2 separate regions of the Homo sapiens genome follow, and region 2 is linked to region 1. A link is an interaction called in ENCODE POLR2A ChIA-PET data of the cell type or tissue named here. Cell type or tissue: MCF 10A. All regions are shown on one strand.

Region 1 (8,000 bases):
ACGCCTGTAATCCCAGCACTTTGGGAGGCCAAGGGGGGGCGGATCACAAGGTCAGGAGATCGAGACCATCCTGGCTAACACAGTGAAACCCCAGCTCTGCTAAAAATACAAAAAAAATTAGCCGGGTGTGGTGACAGGCGCCTGTAGTCCCAGCTACTCGGGAGGCTGAGGCAGGAGAATGGCGTGAACCTATGATCAGGAGTTCGAGACCAGCCTGGCCAACATGGTGAAACCCGGTCTCTACTAAAAATACAAAAATTAGCTGGAGTGGTGACGGACACCTGTAGTCCCCAGCTACTCAGGAGGCTGAGGCAGGAGAATCGCTTGAACTCAGGAGGTGGAGTTTGCAGTGAGCTGAGATTTCGCCACTGCAGTCCAGCCTGGGTGACAGGGTGAGAGTCTGTTTCAAAAAAGAAGTGAAAATCAATTGGGAAGAGATCTAGGAATTTAATCAAGATATAGTGTAGACTGTAGGCCTACTGTTTTTCAGGAGATAACTGGAGAATAAGATTTTTCGGGCCAGGCGTGGTGGCCCAGGCCTGTAATCCCAGCACTTTGGGAGGCCGAGGTGGGCGGATCACCTGAGGTCAGGAGTTCAAGTCCAGCCTGGCCAACATGGTGAAACCCTGTCTCTATAAAGAATACAAAAAAATTAGCTGGGCATGGTGGCAGGTGCCTGTAATCCCAGCTACTCGGGAAGCTGAGCCAGGAGAATCACTTGTACCTGGGAGGCAGAGGTTGCAGTGAGCCGAGACTGTGCCACTGCACTCCAGCCTAGGCAACAAGAGTGAAACTCCGTCTCAAAAAAAAAAAAAAAAAAAAAAAGATTTTTTGGGGGAGGGAGGGGGATCTGCAGGTGTCATATCAAAATAGAAATTATTTCTTTAAGCTGGGCATGCTAGTGCACACCTGTAGTCCCACTTACTTGGGAGGCTGAAGCAGTCCAGCCTGGGTAACATAACAAGATTACATCTTAAAAAAACAAAAACAGAAAACAGAAAAATGAACAGAGCCTGAGAAATATGCAGGACACTATTTAGTTGACCAATATGTGTGTAATAGAATTTCCCAAAGGAGAGGAGAAGAGTCTGGCAGCTCTTCAAAGATTAAAGATAGAATTACCATGTAACCCATCGATTCCATTCCTAAGTGTATTCCCAAGACAAATGAAATCCTATGTCTACAGAAAAACTTGTACATGGATGTTTATAGCAACCTTATTAATAACAACTAAAAGGTGGATACAAACCAAATGCCTATTAATGGATGAATGGATAAACAAAATGGGCTATATTGGTACAATGAAATATTGTTTTACTGTAAACAACAAATGAAGTATTGATACAAACTTCAATGTAAATGTCCCTTGAAACAGTTATGCTAAGTGAATGAAGTTAATCTCACAAAGAACACATAGTATATGATTCCATTCCAAGTCTACAATGGGAAAGCTATATAGCAACTGAAAGTAAATTAATGGTTGCTTAGGACAGAGGCTTGGAGGAGGAAGATGGGAAGATAGGACAGTGACAGCCAAAGGCTACAGGGGTTTCCTTTTTTTTTCCTTCCTTCCTTCCTTCTTTCCTTCCTTCCCTCCTTCCCTCCTTCCCTCCTTCCCTCCTTCCCTCCTTCCCTCCTTCCTTCCTTCCCTCCCTCCCTTCCTTCCTTCCTTCCTTCTGACAGGGTCTCACTCTGTCACCCAGGCTGGAATGCAGGATCACAGTTGACTGTAGCCTTGACCTCCTGGGTTCAAACAATCCTCGGGCCTCAGCCTCCCCAGTAGCTGGGACTACAGGTGTGCACCACCATGCCCTGCTAATTTTTAAAAAATTTTCTTAGAGATGGGGGAGGGGGGGGCCTCACTATGTTGCCCAGGCTGATCTCAAACTCCTGGGCTCAAGCAGCCCTCCCACCTAAGTTTCCTAAAGTGCTGGAACTACAGGTGTGAGCCATCATGCCCTGCCCATTAGTAGGTTTGATCCAATATCTTAAGTATATTGAGTTTCCTAGTACATGCCAAATTTACATAATCTTTTGTGGTTTTTTAAATAATCTCAGTGAAAATGGAATTAATTGCCTTATCGATATCATAGCCATTTACATTTCAAAATTCTCTAGGGGCTGGGTGCAGTGGCTCATGCCTGTAATCCTAACACTTTGGGAGGCTGAGGCCAGCAGATCACTTGAGCCCAGGAGTTCAAGATCAGCCTGGGTGAGATAGTGAGATGCTGTTTCTACAAAATAAAAATAAAAAGAAAGAAAGAAATTAGTCAAGCATGGTGGCACGTGCCTGAGGTTCCAGCTACTCAGGTGGCTGAGGTGGGAGGATTGCTTGAGCCCAGAAGGTCGAGGCTGCAGGGGGCTCTGATTGCACCACTGCATTCCAGCCTGAGGGACAAAGAAGGGCCCTGTCTCAAAAACAAAAACCACAAACCAAACAAACATAAAGGATCCACAAAAGTTCTCTAGGGACATAGTCAAAAACTGGTCCGAAATAAATATCCTTCCAGTGTTCAGTTTTACTGAACACATCTCATGGCTTTGGGTTTAACTGAATAATTCCTCACTGGGCACGGTGGTTCATGCCTGTAATCCCAACACTTTGGGAAGCCAAGGAGCATCACCTGAGCCCAGGAGTTCGAGACTAGCCTGTGCAACATAGTGAGACCACCCCACCACCGCCATCTCTACCGAAAAAAAAAAAAAAAGGAACTCCTTCTCTCAGACTAGGGCTGTGGGGTCCAAACTTCCCACTAGAGCAAAGTGTGGGGGGAGGGAAGGGATGGGTGACGGCCTAAACCCTGTCAGTTGTCAAAGATTAAAACGTAGTCACTCTTTGTTAGGTATGATGAGGTCACTCTGTCACTCTAAGTGTCTGTATTTGTAAACAAGAGTCAGAAATCCATGAATGGCCTCGCAGCCTTATGCTAAGTCTGGGAGCGTCTGACCCTTCCGTTCTAGTCTGGCATGGCCCGGGCGTCCTTTTTCGCTGTGGACAAAGAGCCTTTTTCTGGAAACTGAGCCTGGAATTTCCTGCGCTGTGCACGCTTGTGTCTCCGCGCTCAGAAGGAGCTGCAGGAAGACACCAGTGCCCGACCCCGGGTACGTTAACAAATTCTGCTTAGACGCAAATATCCGTGGCAGGGGAACAGATTCCTGACCCCGGACGAATGCAGGTTGCTTAGAGACGCGACTTCCCTACTAGCTGTCACTCAGGCAACGAAGGCGGGTCCAAGAGTGCAATGTCCAATCAGGGGCGCCGCCGGGAAGGCGGGCGGAGGGGCGCTGCGCAAACGGCGAGGGCGTGGCTACCAGCCGCTGCGCTCCGCTCTGGGGTCTCCTCACCCCAGAAGGCCCTCAGGTGGAGGAAGGGCCTCAGGTGGAGGTAGGACCTGTGCTGGCCGCGGGAGAGGTAAACAGAACACCAGGACATCCCAGAGTCTGGGAAATGGTAAGTGTGCGGGGCTGGGGGTCTTGAGATGGGAGAGAGGGGCGGGTTGAAACCGGCCGGATCTGGCTGTGGTGGGACCCAGGCCTCCCCGCCGTTGTCTCCCGGGTCTGTGGACCCGAGTCCTCCTGGCGCAGCTCGGCCCTCGGTCTCTTTGGCCGCAGGATGGGGCTGGGCCGGCAGCCGGGACCCCGGACGTCTTGTCAAGTCCCTGCGCGGCGACTGCGGCCCCAGTCCCGGAGCCCTCTCTGGGCAGCTCCGAGCCCGCAGCCTCGCGTCTCCCCAGATTGTGCTGGGGCACGGGAGGGTCATGGAGGGAATCCCGTCTCGGTCGTGGGGTTCGTGCGTGGGAGGAGCAGTGTTGTGTGGGGTCCTCAGTCCCTCTTTTCTTCCCAAGGGAGGACTCGTTTCTCAAGGTTTCCAAGTGTATGGGAAGCCAGATCTCAAACCCACGACCGTGTCCTCCAGCCTGGCTCTTCCCAGAGCTGGGATTAAATCCCTAAATTTCTAGATCTCTTTCAAATGCCAATGTCTTCTCTCCAGTTCACAACGTCGTTATTTCAACCAGACGCAGTATTTTAATTATCCTTTTTGTACAGAGGAATGGATGGTTCTTTTAAAAAGATTTAACGTATGCTTTGGGGTATTTATATGAGAGGAAAACAGAGGAGAAGGACTTGAAGCTACCTCGTGTAAAATGCTTGTGCCTCTCTTGCCAGTATCTCTCCTGGGACCTGACATCCTATGGGAACTCCTTTGGGTTGAGTCTCCTTTTTGGAAACTTTTCTGGGAGATCTGTCCTTTCCAGCGCAGCACTTCCCCTCCCTGGGCTTATCACCTTGAAAAGATTTACTCACTTAATTGATTCTCAAAAAATGTAAAATATACGTAATTAGGAGACCTACAGCCCAGCCAACATGGCGAAACCCCGTCTCTACTAAAAATATAAAAAATTAGCCGGGCGTGGTGGTGCACATCTGTAATCACGGCTACTCAGGAGGCTGAGGCAGGAGAATCACTTGAACCCGGGAGGCAGAGGTTGCAGTTGAGATGAGATTGCGCCACTGCACTACAGCCTCGGCGACAGAGTGAGACTCTGTCTCAAAAAAATAAAAAAATAAAATAAAATAAACCTTTAGAGTGGATGTAAAATATTTCCAAAGAGGCAAGAAAGAGATGGGTTTCAGAAAATAATAAAATATCAAGCTAGGAGCGTTGGCTCACGCCTGTAATCTCAGCACTTTGGGAGGCTGAGTCAGGAGGATCGCTTGAGCTCAGGAGTTCAAGACCAGCCTAGGTGACATAGAGAGACCTCATCTCTACTAGAAAAAAAAAAAAAAAAAAAAAAAATTAGCTGGGCGTAATGGCCTGCACTTGTAGTCCCAGCTACTTGGGAGGCCGAGGCGGGAGGATTGCTTGAGCCTGGGAAGTTGAGGCTGCTTTGAGCCTTGATCATGCCACTGCACTCCAGGCTGAGCAAGGTCTCACACCTTGTCTCAAAAACAGAAAATAATAATAATGAAATATCCCAGTATGATATTGCATTTATTAAAAATTTTTGTTTCTCTTTTTTTCTTCTGAGAATGTATAGCAAGTTCCTCAGGTCTGTTCTTTCCTTTTCGGTGATTTCAAATGGAATTCCATTCTGGGCTCAGGTTATCCACCTGCCTCAGCCTCCCCTTTGATTTCTTCAAACACAGGGTTTGTCTCATGTAAATATCAGTAGTGGTCCAGGTCACTTGACTGGAGAGCAAAGAGGACTCAGGTCAGTGACTCCAAGCTCTAAGACCAACCCTTGGGTCTCCCAAGGGATGTAATCGAAGGCCCAGTTGTTTCTTCCTAGGGAGCCTCCCCTGCAGGTGTCCTACCTGCTCATACCTACTGTGGAAGGAGCCCTTTGTACTGAGAGAAGCTGCTGAGCACTGGAAAGCTGGGGATCTGAATGCACGTTGGGGGATTGGCTGAATCCAGTGATGCCCTTCCTGAGGGCATAATTGTGGTTTCCTTGGGCCTATTTTTAGACATTAGGTTTGAGTTTTGCATCTGTTGTGTAGGTGCACTCAGTGTAATTTTTCTATAGTGAGAAAGTCTGTAAAGGCCAGGAGATCTGTCTCCTGGACACAGGATGAATGAACTGGGGAGTTCATTTGGGTCAGAACCTTAATCTCAGTCCAGTTGAGAGTTTCCTCACTTACAACAATTGAAGGGGCGATTTCCCTGTCACCAGGGGTGAGGGAATGTGTGGAGCTCGCTGAGTTCATTCCTTTGGCTCCTCAGGTGCCCCTGCCCTCTGTCACCAGGGACTGTCTCACTCTAAAGGTTGTTGCCCAACAGCAAGAATGTGGGCCCCAAGCTTGTGTATGTGTTTAGCTTTCTGAGTGTGGGTTTTCCTTCTGAATTGTGGAGAAGCAGTCTGCTAGTCTGAGCTGACTTGAGAGGGAGAGGGAGAGAGAGAGGGAGAGGGAGAGGGAGCGTGTGTGTGTGTGTGTGTGTGTGTGTGTTTGTGTGTGTGTGTGTGTATTTTAGAGGTGGGTTCTCACTTTGTTGGCCAGGCTGGTCTCAAACTGCTGGCCTCAAACAGTCCTCCCACCTTGGCCTCTCAAAGTGCTGGGATTACAGATGTGGCTTGGCTTTCCTTTCCCTTTCCTTTCCTTCTTCCTTTCCTTTCCTTCTTCCTTTCCTTTCCTTCTTCCTTTCCTTCCTCCTTTCTTTCTTTCCCCTTCCTTCCTTCCCTTTTTTTTTTTTTTAAGTCAGTGTCTCACTCTGTCACCCAGACTAGAGTGCAGTGGTGTGATCATAGCTAACTGTAACCTCGAACACCTTTCTTGGCTCAAATGATCCTCCCACCTCAGCTTCCCAAGTACCTAGGACTACAGGTGTGCACTGTCACACCTGAATTTGTAAATTTTTTGTAGATCCTCACTGTGTCCAGGCTGGTGTTTTTTTTTCCCTTTGGATTCCTTTATTTGCTGACTATTACAGCAGCTGAATTCTAGTTTCTGTTAACACTTTTTAATGTTATTCCATATGTGAGTGTGTTAAATTTTGTTTCTTGGGTTTGAAAATGTAAGTCGATTGAAAGGTATGATGCAACTAAGGCAAGAAAATTCTGAAACCAGGCCGGGTGTGGTGGCTCACGCCTGTAATTTCAGCGCTTTGGGAGGCTGAGGCAGAAGGATCACTTGAGGTCAGAAGTTCGAGACCAGCCTGGCCAACTTGGTGAAACCCTGTCGCTACTAAAAATATAAAAATTAACCAGACATGTAATTTTTGGTGGGTGGCTGTAATCCCAGCTACTCGGGAGGCTGAGGCAGGAGAATTGCTTGAACCCCGGGTTGCAGGGGAGGTTGCAGTGAACCGAGATTGTGCACTGCAATCCAGCCTGGGCAACAGAGCAGGACTCCATCTCAAAACAAAAAAAAAGAAAACTCTGGAACCAAACAGAATATTTGTTTCTTTTAGGCAAGAGAACCTCAAGATAAGAGATGAATGTATTTACATTCTCAGGTACATTTTTCATTTTTAGATCGGTTTTTGTATGTGCATGTCATAGAGTACTTGGAAATTTAAAAGAGGCCAGGCATCGTGGCTCATGCCTGTAATCCCAGCACTTTGGGAGGCTGAGGCAGGTGGATTGCTTGAGCCCAGGAGTTTGAGACTAGCGTGGGCAACATGGCGAAACCCTGTCTCTACAAAAAAAAAAAAAAATTAGCCAAGTGTGGTAATTTTAGCTGGGTGTAGTCCCAGCTACTCAGGAGGCTGAGATGGGAGGATCCCTTGAGCCTGGGAGGCAGAGGTGGCAGTGAGCCAAAATTGAGTCAGTGTGCTTCATTCAGCCTGGGCGACAGATTAAAACCCTGTCTCAAGAAACAAAAACAAAAACGAAAAAACCTCAAAGTCCATATGATTCCTATTGCAAATGAATTTCCACTGGAACTGAAAGGAAAATGCAATTGAACTTTTTTTTTTTTTTTTGAGACGGAGTCTTGCTCTGTCGCCCAGGCTAGAGTGCAGTGGCGCGATCTCGGCTCACCGCAAGCTCTGCCTCCCAGGTTCACGCCATTCTCCTGCCTCAGCCTCCTGAGGAGCTGGGACTACAGGCGCTCGCCACCACGCCCGGATAATTTTTTGTATTTTTAGTAGAGACGGGGTTTCACCGTGTTAGCGAGGATGGTCTTGATCTCCTGACCTCATGATCCACCCGCCTCGGCCTCCCAAAGTGCTGGGATTACAGGCGTGAGCCACTGCACCTGGCCTGAACTTCTTTATTTGGTAGAATAACTACTCAAAGCTTATATATATATTTGAAAATCCTAACATACTTAAGATAAAATGCTAATGCATTATAATATGCTACTCCTTCCCAATAGCACCTCCCAGTGTGAGATGGTAGGACACATAATAATGCACCTTGTCATTATAGTTAGAAAGAGATTTGAAAGTTTTTCACTTTTGTAATTGTCAGTGCTTAAAGTATTAAGTTTTTGTTTGTTTTTTTTTTAAAAAACAGGGTCTCGCTCTGTTGTCCTAGTTAGAGTACAGTGGCACAATC
Region 2 (8,000 bases), 230 kb after region 1:
CTGCAAGCATATTTTATATAATTTTTCTTTCAAGTTTGTTAAAGTGTTTTTTTTTTTTAATCTGCTGTGATCTTCTGGATTAGGTTTGTTTTATGTCCCACAATGTAGTCTATCTTATCTTGGTGACTGTTCCATGTGAACTTGAGAAGTATGTGTATACTGCTGTAGTTGGATGAAGGATTCCATGTATTTCAGTGGAATCTATTGTTTGGTGCTATTCAGTTCACCTGTGTCCTTCTTATTTTTTCCTTTTTCGAGACAGAGTCTCGCTGTGTCACCCAGGCTGGAGTGCAGTGGTGCGATCTGGGCCCACTGTAACCCCTGCCTCCCGGGTTCAAGCGATTCTCCTGCATCAGCCTCCCGAGTAGCTGGGATTACAGGCACCTGCCACCACGCCTGGCTAATTTTTGTATTTTAAGTAGAGATGGGTTTTGCTAGTTGGCCATGCTGGTCTCAAACTCCTGGCTTCAAGCGATCCCCCTACCTCAGCATCCCCAAAGTGCTGGGATTATAGGCGTGAGCCACTGTACTCGGCCTGTCCTTCCTGTTTTTTTTTCTGCCTACTGGATCTCTTAATTACTGGTAGGAGGGTGTTGAAATCTCAACCATAGTCATGGATTCATGTATCTCTCCTTGTAGTCCTATCACATTTTGCCTTGTGCATTTTGCAGTTCTTTTGTTATGCACATGTACGCTAAAGATTATACATAGATTCTCTACGTCTTCTTAGAGAATCAACTCCTTGGGCGGGTACAGTGGCTCACGCCTGTAATACCAGCACTTTGGGAGGCCAAGGCAGGTGGATCACCTGAAGTCAGGAGTTTGAGACCAGCCTGGCCAACATGACAAAACCCTCTCTCTACTAAAAATACAAAAATTAGCCAGGTGTGGTGGCATGTGCCTGTAATCCCAGCTACTCAGGAGGCTGAGACAGGAGAATCACTTGAACCCAAGAGTCGAAGGTTGCAGTGAGCTGAGACCACACCTCTGCACTCCAGCCTGGGCAACAGAGCACAATTCTGTCTCAAAAAAAAAAAAAAAAAAAAGCCAGGTGCAGTGGCTTACGCCTGTAATCCCAGCACTTCGGGCGGCTGAGGCGGGCACATCACCTAAGGTCAGGAGTTCGAGACTAGCTGGCCAACGTAAACCAAAACCCTGTCTCTACTAAAAAATAAAAAATTAGCTGGGTGTGGTGGCACACGCCCATAGTCCCAGCTACTTGGGAAGCTGAGGCAGGAGAATCGCTTAAACCCTGGAGGCGGAGGTTGCAGTGAGCCAAGATTGTGCCAGTGCATTCTAGCCTGGGAGACAGAGTGAGACTCTGTCTCTCAAAAAAAAAAAAAAAAAAAAAAAAAGTTTCTTGTAGGCAACATATAATTAGGTAGTTTACTTGTAGATTACATACTTTTTAATTTTCTTTGTGACTTCAGTGTTTGACTCTTTACCTTACCTGATTTCATTTTTTCCCTCTCTTAACATATTGATTATACTTTTTTTTTTTACACTATTTTAATGGTTGCCCTTGAGTTTTCAGTATACAGCTATCCCAAGCCCTCTTTCTAGCAATCTTAGGCCACTTCACTGGTTGCCCAAGTAACTCATAATAGAGTATTCCCAATTCCTCCCTCATAACAATGCTGTTACTCATTTCACTTATCCATAAACTGTACTTATATGTTGTAGCTATTATTACTTTGAACAACCTGTTATCTGTCACATTAATCAAGGATGAGAAAATGATTATATTTTGCTTCCACTTATGCCTTTTCTATTGCAGTACCTTTCTTTGTTATTTACTTTCTTTCTGGTGAATTTAACATTTCTTGCAAAGCAGGTGTACTGGTGACAGATTCCCTCAATTTTTGTCTCAGAAAGTACTACGGACTCATTTGAAGGATAATTTTGCTTGATACAGATTTTTTCTTTCAGAACTTTAAATATTTCACTCTACTTTCTCGTATGGTTTCTGAAAAGAAGTTCAATTCAACTCTTATCCCTCTTCTCTAGAGTGGCTGGGGAATCACTTCCTTCTTAAATTGGAGAAAGGGCATTTTATGTTCTTTTGGAGGAAACCTCTGCTGAGAACCTTTTATACATTTTATAATCATGTGAAAATTCATCATATCATTGTGGACTTTAATGCACTTTATTGTAAATTGCAAATCTGTTTTTTTTTTTTTTTGAGATGGAGTTTCACTCTTATTGCCCAGGCTGGAGTGCAATGGTGCGATCTAGGCTCACGGCAACCTCTGTCTCCCAGGTTCAAGCAATTATCCTGCCTCAGCCTCCCTAGTAGCTGGGATTACAGGCATGTGCTACCACACCCAGCTAATTTTGTATTATTAGTAGAGACAGGGTTTCTCCATGTTGGTCAGGCTGGTCTCAAACTCCCGACCTCAGGTGATCTGCCTGCCTCGGCCCCCCAAAGTGCTGGGATTACAGGCGTGAGCCAACGCGCCTGGCCTGTAAACTGCAAATCTTAACCTGTTCCTCAAGGTCAGCAAGTCCCAAGGTTAACTGGAATGGTTCTGCTGGAAAGAGCTCTTTTGGCATTTTACCATCTCAGGATGGCAAATATTTGCTAAAAATTGGTAGGAAGTATCCCTGAGGCTCAGAAGTGTAGAGATTTTATCTAAAGTTGTCATGCTTTATTCCTCATGCCTGAGCTCTAACTTCCCAGTAACTTAATAGCTCCATGAAATGGGACAGAAAGAAATAAGTCTCTGATAAATATTAACACAAATAGTGAAAATGAACACTTCTCTGGGGTGGAGAGAAGTGGTGCTATCTCAGCTCACTGCAACCTCTGCCTCCCAGGCTCAAGCTATTCTCGTGCCTCAGCCCCCTGAGTAGCTGGGATTAGAGATGCGCACCACTACACCCAGCTAATTTTTTTTTTTTTTTGAGACAGAGTCTCGCTCCGTTGCCCAGGCTGGAGTGCAATGTGCGATCTTGGCTCACTGTACCCTCCACCTCCCAGATTCAAGTGATTCTCCTGCCTCAGCCTCCTAAGTAGCTGGAATTATAGGCATGCACCACCACACCCAGCTAATTTTGTATTTTTAGTAGAGATGGGGTTTCACCATTTTAGCCAGGCTGGTCTGGAACCCCCGACCTCAGGTGATCCACCCTCCTCGGTCTCCCAAAGTGCTGGGATTACAGGTGTGAGCCACCAAGACAGGGTTTCACCATGTTGCCCAGGCTGGTCTCGAACTCTTGAGCTCAGATAATCTGCCCGCCTCGGCCTCCCAAAGTGCTAGGATTACACGTGTGAGCCATTGTGCCCAGCCAACTTCTCCAAAAGAAATATTTTGATTGAATTGGCTGGATCTGACTACCTCGAATATCCTAGAGTACCTCAGGACAATATGGTCAGGTAAATATTGTTACAAGTTTGATTTCCACGTGCCTCTTGTTCTCATGCTTAGTGATGGGAATAGTAGAAAAAGCTTCTAGTTCTTCAGTGTGCTTTTATTCATCCACGTATTATCCATGTTTGACCCTGTGTCTCATGGAATGTTGAGTGATGTGATGTATAAGAAGAAGATGAGTTTTTCTCACAAAGAATTGATGGTCTTAAAATGGAATTTTTTTGTACAGCATTTCTCTCACTTTTCCAGAGTGCTCTGGATCCTGCCATTGGAAAGCAATATGATTGTGATCACAGTGAAAGTGTAGAAATAATTTTCGTGTGTTCATAAACTACTGAGGGAGTGTGGCCAAAGAGTTAGAGTTCTGACAACAAATTCATAGAATAAATCTCTGGAGATCACAGAATCATCGTGAACATCTTATGACTCGAGTATAGATGTCCAGTGCTGTCAGTCTCACCCATTCTCCTTTACACACATTTGGAATGTTTTAGGACTCAGTGACCTTTGAAGATGTGGCTGTGAACTTCACCCAGGAGGAATGGACTTTGCTGGATCCTTCACAGAAAAAACTCTACAGAGACGTGATGTGGGAAACCTTCAGGAACCTGGCCACTATAGGTAAAAATGAAATCATTCCATCATGTTGTTGAATGAATTAGAGAATACCTTTTTCTTGGATATCAATGCTATTCCAAGATGTGGAATGTGAAAAGGCAAAATTCTTTTGTAAATCAGGCATGGTCACATATGGACCTAGAATCTAATAATTTTTCTGTAATTTCTAATAATTTATGATAATTTTTTCTGGGTCTGCATTTCAGGAACAAAACAAAAAGAATGGAACATTGAAGAGCAGTACAAAAACCAGGGGAGAAATCTCAGGTGAGTCACACTCAGAAAAGAAAGCAGTATTCTAGGAGAAAAATCTTAGTATGTCATTAAATTTGATAATTAAAGAAACAAAACAAGCTGAGCCTCAAATGTATCTGTTCTTAGAAAATATTAACCCAGCTAGCGCAGTGGCTCATGCCTGTAATCCCAGCACTTTGGGAAGCTGAGGCAGCCGGATCACCTGAGGTCGGGAGTTCAAGACCAGCCTGACCAACATGGAGAAACCCCATCTCTACTAAAAATACAAAATTAGCCGGGCATGGTGGCACATGCCTGTAATCCCAGCTACTTCGGAGGCTGAGGCAGGAGAATCGCTTTAACCCGGGAGGCGGAGGCTGCAGTAAGCCGAGATTGTGCCATTGCACTGTAGCCTGGGCAACAAGAGTGAAGCTCCATCTCGGGAAAAATAAATAAATAAAAATAACCCAAAGTGCTTTCTTTTCTTTTTTTTTTTTTTTTTTCTGAGACGGAGTCTTGCTCTGTCGCCCAAGCTGGAGTGCAGTGGCGTGATCTCGGCTCACTGCAAGCTCTGCCTCTTGGGTTCACACCATTCTCCTGCCTCAGCCTCCCGAGTAGCTGGGACTACAGGCGCCCACCACCACGCCCGGCTAATTTTTTGTATTTTTAGTAGAGACGGGGTTTCACTGTGTTTAGCCAGGATGGTCTCGATCTCCTGACCTTGTGATCCGCCCGCCTCGGCCTCCCAAAGTGCTGGGATTACAGGTGTGAGCCACCACGCCTGGCCCCAAAGTGCTTTCTTAAATATGGCATAGATGTTCATGGTCCAGGCGCGGTGGCTCCCGCCTATAATCCCAGCACTTTGGGAAGCCGAGGTGGGTGGATTGTGAGGTCAGGAGTTCAAGACCAGCCTCGGCAACATAGTGAAAAAGTAGCCGGGCGCAATGGCAGGTGCCTGTAATCCCTGCTACTCAGGAGGCTGAGGCAGGAGAATCAGTTGAACCCGGGTGGCAGAGGTTGCAGTGAGCCAAGATCGCACCACTGCACTCCAGCCTGGGCGACAGAGTGTAGCCTGGGTGACAGAGTGAGACTCCGTCTCAAAAAAAAAAAAAAAGAGAAACCCATATATGAAAATCACTGTTTTCATAACAGTTATGTTTGAGCCCTCTTGCAGGGCCATAGCATTCAGTACATTCACCTCACAAGCAATTTAGACAGGACAAAAAAATCTGTACTTTCCCTGAAAGTGGAAAAAATAGTTATTCTAGTATCAGTTAATAAAGAGAAAATCTTTAAAAAATGAACTATTAATGTGCTACTCATTTTTTACAGAAATCATATGGTAGAGAGACTCTGTGAAAGTAAAGAAGGTAGTCATGGCGGAGAAGGTTTCAGCCAGATTGCAAATCTCAGTCTGAACAAGAAAACTCCTTCTGGAGGAAAGCTTTGGGAAAGCAGTGTATGTGGAAAAGTCTTGAGCCATCATTCATCCCTTAACAGGCACATTAGATCTTACACCAGACACAAACTGTATAAGTGTCAGGAATATGGAGAGAAGCCATATAAATGTAAGAAATGTGGGAAACCCTTCAGTTATCTGCAGTCTTTTAAAAAACATAAAAGAACACACAGTGCAGGGATAGTCTACAAATGTAAGGCCTGTGGGAAAGCCTTCAGTTGTCAACGTTCTTTCCAAATACATGGAAGGACTCACACTGGAGATAAACCCTTTAAGTGTAAAGAATGTGGAAAAGCATTCCGATACCACCAATCTGCTCAAAAACATGAAAAGGCTCATACTGGAGAGAAACCCTACAAATGTAAGGAATGTGGGAAACCCTTCATTTACCGCCATTCTGCTCGAGCACATGAAAGGAATCACACTGTACAGAAACGCTATGAATGTAAACAATGTGGAAAAACCTACATATCTTCTGTAGGTTTTCAAGCACATGAAAGAACTCACACTGGAGAAAAACCCTATGAATGTAAAAAATGTGGGAAAGTGTTCGTATATCACAACTCTGCTCAAAGACATGAAAAGACTCATACTGGAGAGAAACCCTACAAATGCAAGGAATGTGGGAAAGCCTTCAGTTACCACTGTACTGCTCAAAAACATGAGAGGAATCACACTGCACAGAAACACTATGAATGTAAACTGTGTGGGAAAACTTACTTGTCTCCTTTAGGTTTTCAAGCACATGAAAGTACTCACACTGGAGATAAACCCTTTGAGTGTAAAAAATGTGGAAAAGCATTTAGATACTACTACTCAGCTCAAAGACATGAAAGGACTCATACTGGAGAGAAACCCTACAAATGTAAGGAATGTGGGAAAGCCTTTTATTGTTGCAGTTCTGCCCGAAGACATGAAAGGATGCACACTGCAAAGAAACAGTATGAATGTAAAAAATGTGGGAAAACATACATTACTCTTGCAGGTTTCCAGATACATGAAAGAACCCACACTGGAGAGAAACCTTATGAATGTAAACAGTGTGGTAAAGCCTTCAGTAGTTCCAGTTATATTCATATACATGAACGAATTCATACTGGAGAGAAACCCTATGAATGTAAAGAATGTGGAAAACCCTTCAGTTTCCTTACAGGCTTTCGAGTGCACATGAGAATGCACACTGGAGAGAAACCTTATAAATGTAAGGATTGTGGCAACGCCTTCATTTGGCGTGCATCCTTACAATACCATGTGAAGAAAGTGCACGCTGAATAGAAACTATAAATGTAAATATCGAAAGTTTTTCAATTTTAACGATTTTCAAAGTTGATATGAAAGTTCATACTGGAGGGTAGTTGCATGAATGTAAGTAATACAGGAAAGCCTGATATAACTTAATTCAGGTAGAATGCTCTAGAAAATTCATGCCATGAAAAAATATTATAAATGTATTTATCAGTGCCACATCCCTTTTTGATTCTTCCTAGTTTTTAATATATTTTTATTTTAAAATATTTTTATATATGTATATATATACGTATATATTTGTAGAGACAGGCAACATTATCTTGCCCAGGCTGGTCGCCAACTCCCCTGACCTCAAGTAATCCTCCCACCTCAGCCCAGCAAAGTGCTGGGATTATAGGTATGAGCCACCACACTGGGCCAGTTTTTTTGTTTTATTTTTTTTTTTGAGATGGGTCTTGCCATGTTGCCCAGGCTGGCCGCGGACTTCTAGGCTCATGAGATCCTCCCACCTCAGCTTCCTGAGCAGCTGGGACTACAGATGTGTGCTGCGTTGCCTGGCTTAGTGCCACATTCTTAAAGTGGATCTCTGCACTCTGGGTTCCTACTTATTTTCATAAATGAACATTGAGGTGAGATTATTCTGTAAATACTCTTTAAGAAATAGTGCAGAAGTATAATTGGTAGTGTTTTTTCCTTAAGTCAGTTAATAAAATTTTTAAATAAAATTCCTTAAGTCAGTTAATAAAATGTTTTAATAGTTCTGGGCCATTGAAAAATGACAGTTTGGTACTGGGAGTTTTCTACTGGCATCCTGTGGCAGGTATTGGCTTTCCCTTATCCATTATATATATATTCCACCTTCCTCAGGAGAAAACCTTTCTTCTTTTTGGTTAGAAGAGCCTTATTTTATTTCCCTTGCTAATGAATAGTGGGCCAAGGTTATACAATATAGTCTTATATACATTATTTCCATATTTTGCTCTTTTTCTTTCTGGCCAAGATATGGATGATAGACTTTGAATTAAGAAGTAAGATCTGTGATAGGACAACACAATCTAGGTTGGAGGTGT

What was found. ChIA-PET counts read pairs that join two places held together with the same protein. Peaks named below come from ENCODE experiments on the same cell type or tissue, not always from the same donor. Only the 100,000 strongest peaks of a DNase experiment are listed, where the experiment ranks them.
Region 2: POLR2A ChIA-PET joins it to region 1 with 5 read pairs; 2 of 35 experiments call an interaction of 5 or more read pairs at or near these places.

The regions. Positions count from the first base shown.
Region 1 is chr19:12,480,106-12,488,105 of GRCh38, reverse strand. It overlaps ZNF709 (zinc finger protein 709), which reads left to right and starts at 3,290. Exons shown (of 4, transcript NM_152601.4): 1 at 3,290-3,451. The coding sequence starts at 3,449. In MCF 10A, no CTCF peak of the experiment used is centred here; a DNase peak (open chromatin) is centred at 3,215.
Region 2 is chr19:12,246,234-12,254,233 of GRCh38, reverse strand. It overlaps a transcript of ZNF44 not described here. Among named protein-coding and RNA genes, the nearest start is that of ZNF44, 45 kb to the left of the region's middle. In MCF 10A, no CTCF peak of the experiment used is centred here; no DNase peak of the experiment used is centred here.